Linked DNA regions of Homo sapiens: region 1 is linked to region 2. A link is a contact called in ENCODE Hi-C or POLR2A ChIA-PET data. All regions are on one chromosome and are shown on one strand. Each heading gives the region's core, a stretch centred on a gene start or an enhancer-like site at or near the end of the contact. The rest is flanking DNA. Distances are from core to core; before and after follow the strand shown. Region 1 overlaps MPV17L-BMERB1 (MPV17L-BMERB1 readthrough). Region 2 overlaps MPV17L-BMERB1 (MPV17L-BMERB1 readthrough).

The links. Hi-C counts contacts between places; a loop is a spot of excess contacts on that map. ChIA-PET counts read pairs that join two places held with the same protein, here RNA polymerase II (POLR2A). Pooled maps may share reads with other maps.
Region 1: a loop to region 2 is called in a map of DLD1, with 4 times the contacts of the local background. The contact joins two enhancer-like sites. A Hi-C loop is called at or near these places in 3 of 168 maps with a recorded cell type or tissue (DLD1, gastrocnemius medialis and vagina) and 3 of 50 pooled maps. POLR2A ChIA-PET finds 5 or more read pairs at or near these places in 6 of 52 experiments (AG04450, HCT116, IMR-90 and 3 more).

What each region holds. Positions count from the first base shown.
Region 1 is chr16:15,573,104-15,579,971 of GRCh38, reverse strand. The region is part of intron 3 of MPV17L-BMERB1 (MPV17L-BMERB1 readthrough); the gene reads right to left. All of the region lies in intron 3 of BMERB1 (bMERB domain containing 1), which reads right to left. Among named protein-coding and RNA genes, the nearest start is that of MIR6506, 35 kb to the left of the region's middle. RefSeq lists an enhancer at 326-826. Within about 2 kb of position 3,424, at least 7 of the 41 ENCODE cell types and tissues checked have a DNase peak (open chromatin) inside an H3K27ac peak, as active enhancers do.
Region 2 is chr16:15,502,821-15,508,725 of GRCh38, reverse strand. The region is part of intron 1 of MPV17L-BMERB1 (MPV17L-BMERB1 readthrough); the gene reads right to left. All of the region lies in intron 1 of BMERB1 (bMERB domain containing 1), which reads right to left. It overlaps LOC105371102 (a long non-coding RNA gene), which reads left to right. Exons shown (of 3, transcript XR_933129.3): 3 at 3,967-4,006. Among named protein-coding and RNA genes, the nearest start is that of BMERB1, 71 kb to the right of the region's middle. Within about 2 kb of position 1,330, at least 6 of the 41 ENCODE cell types and tissues checked have a DNase peak (open chromatin) inside an H3K27ac peak, as active enhancers do.

The sequences.
Region 1 (6,868 bases), core at 2,175-4,674, 69 kb before region 2:
GTAATAAACCTGCACATCCTGCATACTAAATTGCATACAATTTTGAAATGCAGTAGTGTTAGTAAATGGCTTAGTGGAGTGCTTGGCCTTGGCTGAGAGCCTTCAGTAAATGGTCATGACAAAGCCAGGGTCTTCTGCAAAGGCAGGGGGTGAGGAGAGGCTCAGATAGGGGTGCTGGGAGGGAACTAGTTGTTTTTTTCCCTTTGGTGAAGGTAAACCAATTTATCAGAAGAAAATCATCCATGCCAATGACACTAACCCTGTCCCAAACACCAAGTGCTAGGATGCCAAAGAGAAAAAATAAAAAAAAGAGAGAGGGCTGAAGATGAGGTTTGAGAAAATTAAGAGGCAAAAACTTAAACCCACTTGGGCTCTTTCTGCTCAAATCCCTTCAGAATAAAAAATGTGGGACAGCTTGTCTGCCTGCCCACGACTGACGTTGATCATTTTTTCTGGATCTGGAAGCAGAACCAGGGGTAAGGAGAACATAATATTTGGATAGGACAGAAAGTTGGTTTCTCTCATTAACCAGGAGTCCACCACTGCACGAAGAAGGGCAATAGGCTTGCCAGCCGCTCCCCATTCCCAGCCATTGGTGCATTGGATGATGGTGTCACTGCTCCTGCCGTGGTAAATCTTGTGGGTTGGGTCTGATTCCCCAAATCACTCGTCAGCACCGCAGAGCCGCTCCCTGCCCTCTCCAAGCACGCACCAACACCCATCGACTCACCAGGACCCCTGCTCACTCAGGAGCTCGTGGTGTGACTTTACTCTCCAAATAACCATTGACAGCACTCTGACATTCCCAAGTGCCCTCCACTGCTCTCTAGATCTTAGCCAGAATCACCCAACAACTGGCTGGGCCCCCAACATCTGCAAACCTCTGTCTCCAAGCCATTCATCCATGTGTTCTGTCACTCACCAATAGAGGCATTCCCCAGCCTCAGCTGCAGCAACTCCCAGGAGAAACCACCTACTCACACAAGTGGCCTGCGTCAGCTCACAGACCTATGACTAGCCCAAGTCTCCAAGTCATTGGCCAATGCTGCTCACGTGCGTGTGTGCCACATACCTTTCCCATCATCTTCCACTTGCCTACAGGTGCCACCCACTGAAATCCTAACCTCCATGGTCATAGTATTAAGAAATGAGGCCTTTGGGAAGTGAGTAGATTATGAAGGTAGAACCCTCATGAATGGAATTAGTGCCCTTATAAAAGAGACCCAAGGGAGCTTGTTTGCCCCTTCCACCACACAAAGGCACAGTGAGAAGGTACCATCTATAAGGAACAGGCCGTCACCAGGCACTGTATCTGCCAACACCTTGATCTTGCACCTCCCAGCCTCCAGAACTGTAATAAATGTTGTTTACAAGCCCCCGGTCTAGAGCAAGCCACAGAGACTAAGGCACCCCCAAAGTTCATGTGTGCCCTATTTGGAAATAGTTTTCCCCAGTTTATATCTCTTCTATTTGGAAATACTCTATTTCCAAAGTAATTTGTAAGTTGCTTTGCACATGTAATTATAATAGTTAAGCTAAAATGAGGTCATACTTATTAGCATGGACCCTAAACCCAATGACTTGTGTCCTTATGAGAAGAGGAAAGAGACCCAAGCATGGTGGCCTGAACCTGTAATCCCAGCTACTTGGGAGGCTGAAGCAGGAGGATCACTTAAGCCTGGGAGTTCTAGACCAGCCTGGGCAACACAGCCAGACCCTGTCTTTTAGAAAAAAAAAAAAAAAAAGAGGAGAAGAGAAGACACACAGACACACACAGGGTCACGTGAAGATGGAGGCAGAGATTGAAGTGGTGCAACCAGAAGGCAAGCAATGCCAAGAATTGTGTGTGTTACTGTTAGAGTAGGTAGCCAGGCAGCCATGAGCAAGAAAGGAGAGGGGATTTCCCCCCCAAGGAATGCCAGGCAACCATCAGGTGATGTCAGGCAGTTGTTAAAATTGTCTCTCTAAAATAATAATTGGTCACAGCTGGTGCCAGGGAAAGGCCATCTCCCAACAGACAGAAAACACCTGAAGTTATCAGCGGTTTCCCGATGAGATCTCAGGAGTTGGGCAACTGGGCTCAAGCATGCACATTAAGAGGCAAAATGGCGGAGTCTAACTGGTATATGACCTTCCTCTAGGAACACTCAACTGGTGAGGGAAAAACATCTCAAATAATCAGGCCCATGACTTCTGTAAATACACTGTGTTTGCAGCCTCTCCCAAGCGCTGGCAGGCCACTGCGCATGCGCACAACCTGCCCTGAGGGAAAATGAAGGGAGGAGAGACATAAAACCCTGGAATATGCCAACATATAAAACCCCGGAACATGCCAACATATAAAACCCCAAATCAAAGGTCAAGCGGTGCACTTGGATCTCTCAAATCACCCACTTGGCCGTCTTCCAAGTGTCCTTTACTGCCTTTCATTCCTGCTCTAAAACTTGTTAATAAACTTTTGCTCCTTCTCTAAAACTTGCCTCGGTCTCTCACTCTGCCTTATGCCCGCTGGTGGAATTATTTCCTCTGAGGAGGCAAGTATCAAGTTGCTTCAGACTCGTATGGATTTGCTACTGCTAATGATACAGGAGTGAAGAAGAAATTATTTAGGCAGATAGGGTAAGGAAGTCCTCGGTAAGGTTTTCCTTTTAATGAAAAGCAACCCCCAAATCATTTTCTTTTCTAACAAGGAGCAGCCAGTAAAATCGAGCTGTAGACATAGTCAAGGGAGCTGGAAGCTTACACGGGTGAATGCTGGCAGCTGTGCCCATAGGAAAAGGCCACCTGGTCTAGGTATGTTCAAAATGGCGGCTCCACGCTCCCTTCTCTTTGCCAGCCATGTGTACAGTAAGGAGAAGACAACATGGCGCCGCCCAAGTGGAAAGTTCATTTGCATGATAAGATTAGGGTGGGGTGGCCAGCCTTCCCATGCACTATGCAAACGTCACACCTGCTCCAACCAATCTGTGGGCCCTATGTAAATCAGACACCACCTCCTCAAGCTTGTCTATAAAATTTGGTGCAGTCTGCCACAGGCCGGAATTCCCATTCAGGGACTTCTCGAGAGAGACCGAGAGAGCTGTTCCCTTTTCTCTTTCTTTTGCCTATTAAACCTCCACTCCTAAACTCACTCCTCTGTATGTCAGTGTCTGTGTCCTTAATCTGCTTGGAGAGAGACAACGAACCTTGGGTATTTACCCCAGTCAACAACACTACTTCACTAACACTACCAGAAGCTAAGAGGCAAAGGAGTCTCCTCTAGAGCCTTAGCAGGGAACAAGGCCCTGTTGACACCTCGATTTTGGATGTCTGGCCTCCAGAACCGAAAGAGAATACATCCAGAACCGAGAGAGAATACATTTCTGTTGCTTAAGCCATCCAGTTTGCACCAATTTGTTAGGCAGCTCTGGGAAATGAATGTAATGCCCTAGGGCTTCAGGAGACTCCACTGTCCTTCCAGTAATTGTTTGTTTTGTGCTTACATAAGCTTGGATGGGTTTCTGTACCTTTCAGCCAGACTAATCCTTGGAGAATTGTGAAATGAGAGAGGGGAACAGGCCTGGCGGTTCCTAACCGTCCCTGCTTATCACAATCAGGTGCAAAGCTTTAAAAATTGCCAATGCTCGGCTAGGCGCGGTGGCTCACACCTGTAATTCCAGCACTTTGGTAGGCCGAGGCGGGCAGATCACGAGATCAGGAGGTTGAGACCATCCTGGCTAACACAGTGAAACCCAGTCTCTACTAAAAATACAAAAACAAAATTTGCCGGGCATGGTGGCGGGCGCCTGTAGTCCCAGCTACTCAGGAGGCTGAGGCAGGAGAATCACTTCACTTGAACCCCGGAGGCGGAGACTGCAGTGAACCCAGATCTCGCCACTGCACTCCAGCCTGGGTGACAGAGCAAGACTCTGTCTCAAAAAAAAAAAAAAAAAAATTACTAATGCTGAGATGGATCAGGTGAGGCAGGAGAATATGGTCTGGAGGCAGGGAACCTAGGGCCAACTTCCTAGAACTAAATCAAAAGAAAAACCCCAACTTTCCACACATAAGTAACAAAAGGACTGGAGGCTACTCCCTTTGCAAACCCTCCTCCTTTTCTGTGTGTCACATGAGAAATTGAAAGTATATCTGATTGGTCGCAGAAAGCAACTGCAAAAGCTTTCTGCGACCAATCAGACTAATTGTGGGCCACTACTTCATTTACATAGGGTGTACACCAAGTAGCCAACGGGAAACCTCTAGAGGGTATTTAAACCTCAGAAAATTCTGTATTGGGGCTCCTGAGCCCCTATGCTCAGGCACACTCCCACCCTATGGAGTGTACTTTCATTTTCAATAAATTTCTGCTTTTGTTGCTTCATTCTTTCCTCGCTTATTTTGTTTGTGTGTGCATTTTGTCCAATTCTTTGTTCAAAACACCAAGAACCTGGACACCTTCCACCAGTAACACAGGGACTCCCTTTTGGGGTCTGTGGGAGACCCCCACCCCAAGCATGGAAATAAAGGAAAATCTTGAGTTCCCTCAAAGGAAATTCTAGGCACCTAGCTAGCCTTGAAAAGTCAATAAGCAACTTATCAGTAAGAAGGTAATAGTAGCCTAAAACAATAGCCAAGGAAGTTAGAATCTGGAGATGTTTTGTTTTCTATAGAAACTGAAGATAAACATCTTAGCATATATGTCTGAGTTGTTTTTCAGAAACCCAGGACCCTACCAAATGGATCCACTGGCATATAGACGTCAGATAAAGGAAGACTAAGGACTGAATTCTGACCATCTTTCCTTGTTCTAAGTGTCTTCCAGAGAGGCCTGGAGGGAGTCACACCCATGGGCCAGGGATGCCATTCTTTTCTGCTGACCCCCGATTTTTATTATTTTTATTTATTTATTTATTTGAGGCAGAGTCTTGCTTTGTCGCCCAGGCTGGAGTGCAGTGGCACAATCTTGGCTCACTGCAACCCCCCTCTCCCGAGTTCAAGCAATTCTCCTGCCTCAGTCTCCCGAGTAGCTGGAAGTACAGGCAGGCGCCACCACACGCGGCTAATTTTTGTAATTTTAGTAGAGACGGGGGTCTCGCCATGTTGGCCAGGCTGGTCTCCAACTCTTGGCCTCAAGCAATCTGCCCACTTCGGCCTCCCAGGGTGCTGGGATTATACGCGTGAGCCACTGCACCTGGCCTTGACCCCCGATTTTTAAACAAAGCTTCTCTTCCTTAACCAATTGCAAATTAGAAAATCTTTCAATCTACCTATGACCTGTGAGCCCCAGCTTCAACGTATGCAGCCCTTTTAGGCCAAAATTGATATGTAATCTCAATGTATTGATTTACAATTTTGCCTGTAACTTCTGCTTGACTGAAATTTACCCCTGCCTTTAAAAACCTGCACTGAAATCGCCATTGCAAAATTATAAGAGACAGTGAAAGAGATCTGACCTAATCAACTCCATCTTGCTTCTAACCTCCAAGCTGTCCTTGTTCATTACTGGGCATAGGCTGAACTAACTATGGGAGGAACTTACTTTATCATTTAAAACAAAGACGATAACAGCCTTTTCCCAAAACAAACTCCCTTCTTGCCTGGGAACTAGACTGCATTTGTAGGTGATACGGTTAGGCTTTGTGTCGCCACCCAAAACTCATCTTGAATTATAATCCCCATCATCCCCACGTGTCAAAGGAGAGACCAGGTGGAGGTGACTGAATCACGCAGGCAGTTTCCCCATGCTGTTCTCGTGATAGTGAGCGAGTTCCCATGAGATCTGATGGTTTTATAAGGGTTGGGCAGTTCCTCCTGCGTTCATTCTCCTTCCTGTCACCTTGTGAAGAGAGTGCCTTGCTTCTCCTTCACCTTCCACCATGATTGTAAGTTTCCTGAGGCTTCCCCAGCTATGCCGAACTGTGAGTCAATGAAACCTCTTTCCTTTATACCCAGTCTTGGGCAGTTCTTGACAGCAGTGTGAAAATGGACTTAACAAATTAACCAGAAGATTAGGAATTATGATAGTGAGTGAGTTCCATGAGATCTGATGGTTTTATAAGGGTTGGGCAGTTCCTCCTGCGTTCATTCTCCTTCCTGTCACCTTGTGAAGAGAGTGCCTTGCTTCTCCTTGACCTTCCACCATGATTGTAAGTTTCCTGAGGCTTCCCCAGCTATGCCGAACTGTGAGTCAATGAAACCTCTTTCCGTTATACCCAGTCTTGGGCAGTTCTTGACAGCAGTGTGAAAATGGACTTAACAAATTAAGCACAAGATTAGGAATTATGGTTTAGGAATCATGCAGCTGGAGGCTACAAGATGCTGACCCTCCCCAGATTACTCCTGAAGATAACACCACTATTGTAAAAACCAAGATCAATGCTTGAGGTATTTTGCAGACCGTGCACTTGATGGGTCAGTGGGTACCACCCAGATAAAGTGGCTCATCTGACCTTGTGGCCCCAACCCAGGAACTGACTCAGTGCAAGAGGACAGCTTCGGCTCCCTGTGATTTCATCTCCGACCCAACCAATCAGCACTCCATTCTCACTGCACCCCCACCCCCATCCACCAAATCGTCTTTAAAAACTCTGATCCTGGAATGCTCAGGGGCACTGATTTGAGGAATAATAAAACTCCAGTCTCCCTCAGCCGGCTATGCATGAATTACTCTTTCTCTATTGTAATTCCCCAGTCTTGATAAGTCAGGTTTGTCTAGGCAGAGGGCAAGGTGAACCTGTTGGACAGAACATTACCTATAAGCCATTGAGGAGGTCAGGCTTGAAGCATTAGCTGCCCAGTCCTCCTGGCTTGGAGCCTTGCAAATAAACTGTTTCCTTTTTACCACTGCAAAAACTCTGGGGAGACAGCTGGTCTTACTGTGCCAGGAAAG
Region 2 (5,905 bases), core at 81-2,580:
GCCTCCCGAGTAGCTGAAATTACAGGTTCACTCCACCACACCCAGTGACTTTTTTTGTACTATTTGTAGAGATGGGGTTTTGCCATGTTGCCCAGGCTGGTCTCCCAACTCCTGAGCTCAAGTGATCTGCCCATCTCAGCCTCCCAAAGCGCTGGGATTACAGGAATGAATCTCATCTCATTTAGTCTGCACAATACCTTAGGCCAGGGGTTGATACCCTATGGCCAGGGGACCAAGCGCAGCCCCATGCTTGATGTTGTAAGTAGAGTTGTTCTGGACACTGATCACGCTCATTCATTTACATGTCATTTATGGCTGCTTTTGCATTGCAAAAACTGAGTAGTTGCCACAGAGACTCCCTGGCCCACGAAGCCTCAAATATTCACTACCTGGCTCTTTATAGAAAAAGTTGGCCAACCCCTTCCCTGGGTGGTATACTGTAATCTCTCCAGTTTAAAAGTTAGGAAAGCCAGGTTTACCCAGTAACGATAATAACTAACATTTATCGAGCATTTATCACATGCCAGCACCTGTGCATTACCTTATCTGATTCTCAAAACAGCCCTGGGTGGTCAGTGCTGTTATCCCATTTCATAGATGGGGAAGTCGAGGCTCAGGAAAGGGAGTAAGTGATGGAGGTGAGATTTAAAACAAGATCTCTCTTACTCCAAAGCTCTTGTTGTAATCAACCATATTCATGTAAGAACTACCTCCCTACGTAAGTACCATCATCATCATAACAAAACTGAGTAGACTGTATTGCTTTAGACACAGAGGGAGTAGTTATTCCCAGACATCAGTGGGCAAGGTGAATATCTAGGGAGGTTGTTTAAGAAACAATTCCCTGCCTCCACCTCCAAGGATTAGGATAAACCTGGGTTGGGGTGTTGTGTCCAGGGACCTTAATGAAGGAGGTCTTCAGATCAGAGTGAAAAATGCTGATACAGGACCTGAATAAATGAATATCACACACAGTCAGCTTCTTTCCAGTCTGAACTTGTGTGATAGAAATTAGCCTGCTAGACTGTTCCTTTCTTGATCACATTTTCCAACTAGAAGGCAGGCATCCGACAGCTGCCAAGGAATGTCTCCACGAGGAGGACAAATCACGGGAAGAAACGGGAGGAGCATTTCAAGCTGGCTAGAGACAACAAGTCTCTCACGCACACTTCCAAGCAAGAGCTTGCTTGCTGTGTGGAGACAGCAAAGCATGAAGGCACAGACGTCCCCAGGGCTCCAACTGCCACTGCTGTCATTGAGCTTCCAGGAGCTGAGTCACTTCTGGGGGAAGAGGCAGCTAAATCCATCTTCCCATCCCCAAATGCCACCCCAGGGAGATGCATGCTTCCTGAGCGGTGGCACCAGCAAACAAGAGCTGAGCACCCGGGCAGCCCTGGTATGCACCAGCAGGTTTAATCACTGATCTCAAAACAAAACAAAAAGTAAGGCTACCCAGGGACAGGAGTGGTGGAGGTGATAGAGGATGAGGGCTGGTGATCTAAAAACTTCTAGTTTAAATACAAGCTTGGAGGGTTAAACTGCTGGGGACCAGAGAGATACCTTTCCTAGCCCATCTTTTCCAATCAGGGGTCATGGTAGGAATTTAAGCTCAGGGTGCCCTGCACAACCTCTGCCTTTACTTCTGCTTTATAACTTTACGTGCCTAGTACTGGCCCCAGAGCTTGCTCATTTTGGGTGTTTACCGGAGCCATGATCTAGCTCATATCAACCTCTCTTTCTAGATTAATAAAATGAGGCTTAGAGAGGTCATAAGTGATTGGTCAAACTCACTCACTCAATTGTTGCAGCAACATCAAGGGTTCTGTCTAGATCCTGCTACTCGCTGCACAGAAAGCCAATCACTGAGGCAATGAGTATTGCCAGAGAAGGCTTTAATTGGGTGCTGCAGCTGAGGAGATGGAAAGAGACTCAAATCCATCTCCTCAACCCACTAAAATTAGAGGTAGCAAGGAAGAAACGCAACCATGTGTTACATTGTGATACATCCCTATTCTTTTTTTTTTTTTCTGGGAAATTATTAGGAAGGGGTAAGGAAGAGAATCTGGTCAACAGGATGCAGGTGGTTGGTTAGGCAATCGTGATGGTTGAGGAGTCTGGCATCTCATTGTCCACATATAGTGATCTGGTAAATTTCAATTCCTTAATACTATCTGGAAGGCCGAGAGGTCAGTTTCTTGAGAAAGGAACTCAGGTAAAATGAATGTAACTTTCTAAAATTTTAAGATTAGGAGGGGGCTGGGCACAGTGGCTCACGCCTGTAATCCCAGCACTTTGGGAGGCTGAGGCAGGTGGATCACAAGGTCAGATAGAGACCATCTTGGCTAACACGGTGAAACCCTGTCTCTACTAAAAATACAAAAAATTAGCCGGGCGTGGTGGCGGGCACCTGTAGTCCCAGCTACTTGGGAGGCTGAGGCAGGAGAATGGTGTGAACCTGGGAGGCGGAGCTTGTAGTGAGCAGAGATCGCACCGCGGCACTCCAGCCTGGGTGACAGAGCAAGACTCCGTCTCAAAAATAAAAGAAAAAAGAAAAACAAAAGATTAGGAAGGTAAATTTTTGTGTTTATTCAAACAAAACAAAACACCGTAAACATCAGTTCTAAGGGGCAATTGGGGCAGTGCTATAATGAGTGGTAGAAATGAAACTCAAACCCAGATCTATCTGATCCCAATGCCCATGCTCTAAGGTCAAAAGAGCTACAAAACAGTGTTTCCAAAACTCTCAACACTGCATAGAATTTACCCCAGCTACATATTCTGTACTCTGTCATATACCACTCAGTATGTCATGACATTCACTTTTTTTTTTTTTTTTTTGAAACGGCGTCTCGCTCTGTCACCCAGGCTGGAGTGCAGTGGCGTGATCTTGGCTCACTGCAAGCTCTGCCTCCTGAATTCACGCCATTCTCCTGCCTCAGCCTCCCAAGTAGCTGGGACTACAGGCGCCCACCACCACACCAGCCTAATTTTTTGTACTTTTAGTAGAGACGGGTTTCACCATGTTAGCCAGGATGGTCTCGATCTCCTGACCTCATGACCCACCCACCTCGGCCTCCCAAAGTGCTGGGATTACAGGCGTGAGCCACTGCGCTTGGCCGACATTGACTTTTTTTACTCAAACTCCCTAACGGAAATGTCCCATGACATCCACAGACAATAAATGACTCTTACTTGGCATAATTAGAAAATAGCCATGAAAATAAACCTGAGGAAACAAAGCAATACTGTTAAATTCTTGCTAAATACTATAGCCTGCTTAAGGTTCAGAATGAAGCTTGAATTTTCTTTCTTAACAAGGTGAATCAGCAAGTACTAGGGGCATTAAAGACAAAGCTAGCACCAAATTGTGGCTTTCTCCTTTAGGTAATCAAAAAGGTTGATAATTGGGGAGAAAATGCGTAGCTTTCCTGAAGGGAAATTCATTGCTGTTTGATGGTACAAGCATGAAAGTACCACTGGGGGTACCTATCCCATCCCCTGTTGTAGAATAGAATTCCAGTCCTTTGCGTTGGAAAGGTCTTAAACGACGTTTTGGTCAGCCTCATACCTGTGTTGGATAGGATGTAAAATGACTTGGCAAGATGTGGTTCCCAGGGTCCCTCAACAAACGGTTCTCATTCAAACTTCAGTGAGAACTCAAGCTAGAAGGACAATTCTCAGCCATGGGTTAAGTCCTACTCAAAGAGGAATCAGCCATTTTGAGCGATTATTTCAACCCAGCTCATATAACAAAGGCAATTAAATGAAGGGCTGGGGGTGGGGGTGCTATTCATTTCAGTCATTGGAATATACTTGGGTCACAGCCGCTGCATTTAGGGAAGGACATGAGGGACTCAGGTAGGGGGAGTCAGTGTTGGGGGAGAATCAACTTTCACCTAATATGTCCTTTTCTCTTGTTTGGGTTTTTAAATATACTTTTTTTTTTTAATACTTTTATATTTCTAGAAAATGTGGCTGGATGTGGTGGCTCATGTCTGTAATCCCGGAGCTTTGGAAGGCTGAGGGAAGAGGATCACTTGAAGCCATGAGTTTAAGACCAGCCTGGGCAACAGAGCAAGACCCCATCTCTACAAAAATAAAATGTAAACATTAGCCAGATGTGGTGGCACACAGCTGTGGTCCCAGCTACTTGGGAGGCTGAGGTGGGAGGATCGCTTGGGTCCAGGAGTTTGAGGGCTTCAGTGATCTATGATGGTGCCACTGCACTCCAGCCTAGGTGACAGAGTGAGACACTATCTTTAATAAAAAAAAAAAAAAAATTTAAGAAGAGTTGCAAAGAGCATAAAGAATTCCCCTCTACTCCTCATTAAATTTCCACTATTGTTAACATTACCAAGAAGTTGACATTGGTGCATTGTTATTAACTATATTCATTGAAATTTTAGCAATTTACCAATGGTCAGATGTTACATTTGCAAAATAGATTTAAAATTAAGAAGAGAGAAAAGAAAAGGGGTTGGCGTGTGCAGGCACCATGGGGAGCCAGGCCAGCCCTTGAAGAGGGCAAGAGAGGGGAGTGGTTCTGGGCATGGGCTTTTGGGTTTCAGAGTCCAGCTCTCACGCTTGAGCCATGCATCAGTGACTCTGGGCACCTCAGTTTCTTCATCTGCAACATTGGGGAACAAGCATACCCATCTCACAGGTGATTCATGTAAGTGACAAGCATACAGAAAGTTCTCTGTAACATATGTTTGCTCTTATATACATTTAATAACTATGCATTGAGAACCTGCTTCGTGGCAGACCCTGCTCTAAGCAATGGGGAAGGAGCAATGAGCAAAACAGACAAAAATCTCTGCCCTTGTGGACCTGAGCTTCTAGCAAGAGGCTTACACTGTTGTGGAGAACAGTTGCTCTAATAATCTGCAGGGGTCATTGGCTTAAGACAGACGTCGCTTCAAGCCCTGGCTCTATCACTAATTGTGCGACCTGGGCAAATTACTTGATCTCCCTAAGTCTCAGTTTCCTCTTCTGTAAAATGGGACTAATAACTCCTGCCTCATGAAGTTGCTGCTGTAGGGATGAAATGGGATGATATACTTGTCCCTCAGTATCCGTGTGGGATTGGTTCCAGGCCTCCCTTTGGACACCAAAATCCTTGGATGTTGGCCGGGCGCGGTGGCTCATGCCTGTAATCCCAGCACTTTGGGAGGCCGAGGTGGATGGATCACGAGGTCAGGAGATCGAGACCATCCTGGATAACACGGTGAAACGCCGTCTCTACTACAAATACAAATACAAAAAAAAAAAAAAAAAATAGCCGGGCGTGGTGGCAGGCGCCTGTAGTCCCAGCTACTCAGGAGGCTGAGGCAGAAGAATGGCGTGAACCCGGGAGGCGGAGTTTGCAGTGAGCCGAGATCGCGCCACTGCACTCCAGCCTGGGCAACAGAGCGAGACTCCGTCTCAAAAAAAAAAAAATCCTTGGATGTTCAAGACCCGGATATAACAGGGTGAAATATTTGCATAGAAGCCCCACACATCCTCCTGTAGACTTTAAGTCATCTCTAGATTACTTATAATCCCTAATAGGATGCCTACACATCACTTCATTTACACAGATTCAGCATAATACTCAAAGTTTTGCTTCTTGGTAATTTGTGGATTTTTTTCCTGAATATTTTCCATCCATAATTGGTTGAATCTAAGGATGCGGAACCCACAGATACAGAGGACCAACTGTATACAACATGTGCTTGGTGTAGTGCCTAGACATCACAAAGAGTGGTCAGTAGCATTATTCCTGCCATCACAGTGCCTTTCCCTGAAAGAAGCCAGACTAACACTGGGGAGAAAATAAAATTGGAGCCACCATCAAATTTGAAGAACACAGACTCATGGTCATGGGGACCATCTCTTGGCCCCTCTAGGTGAGACCACAGCCCCG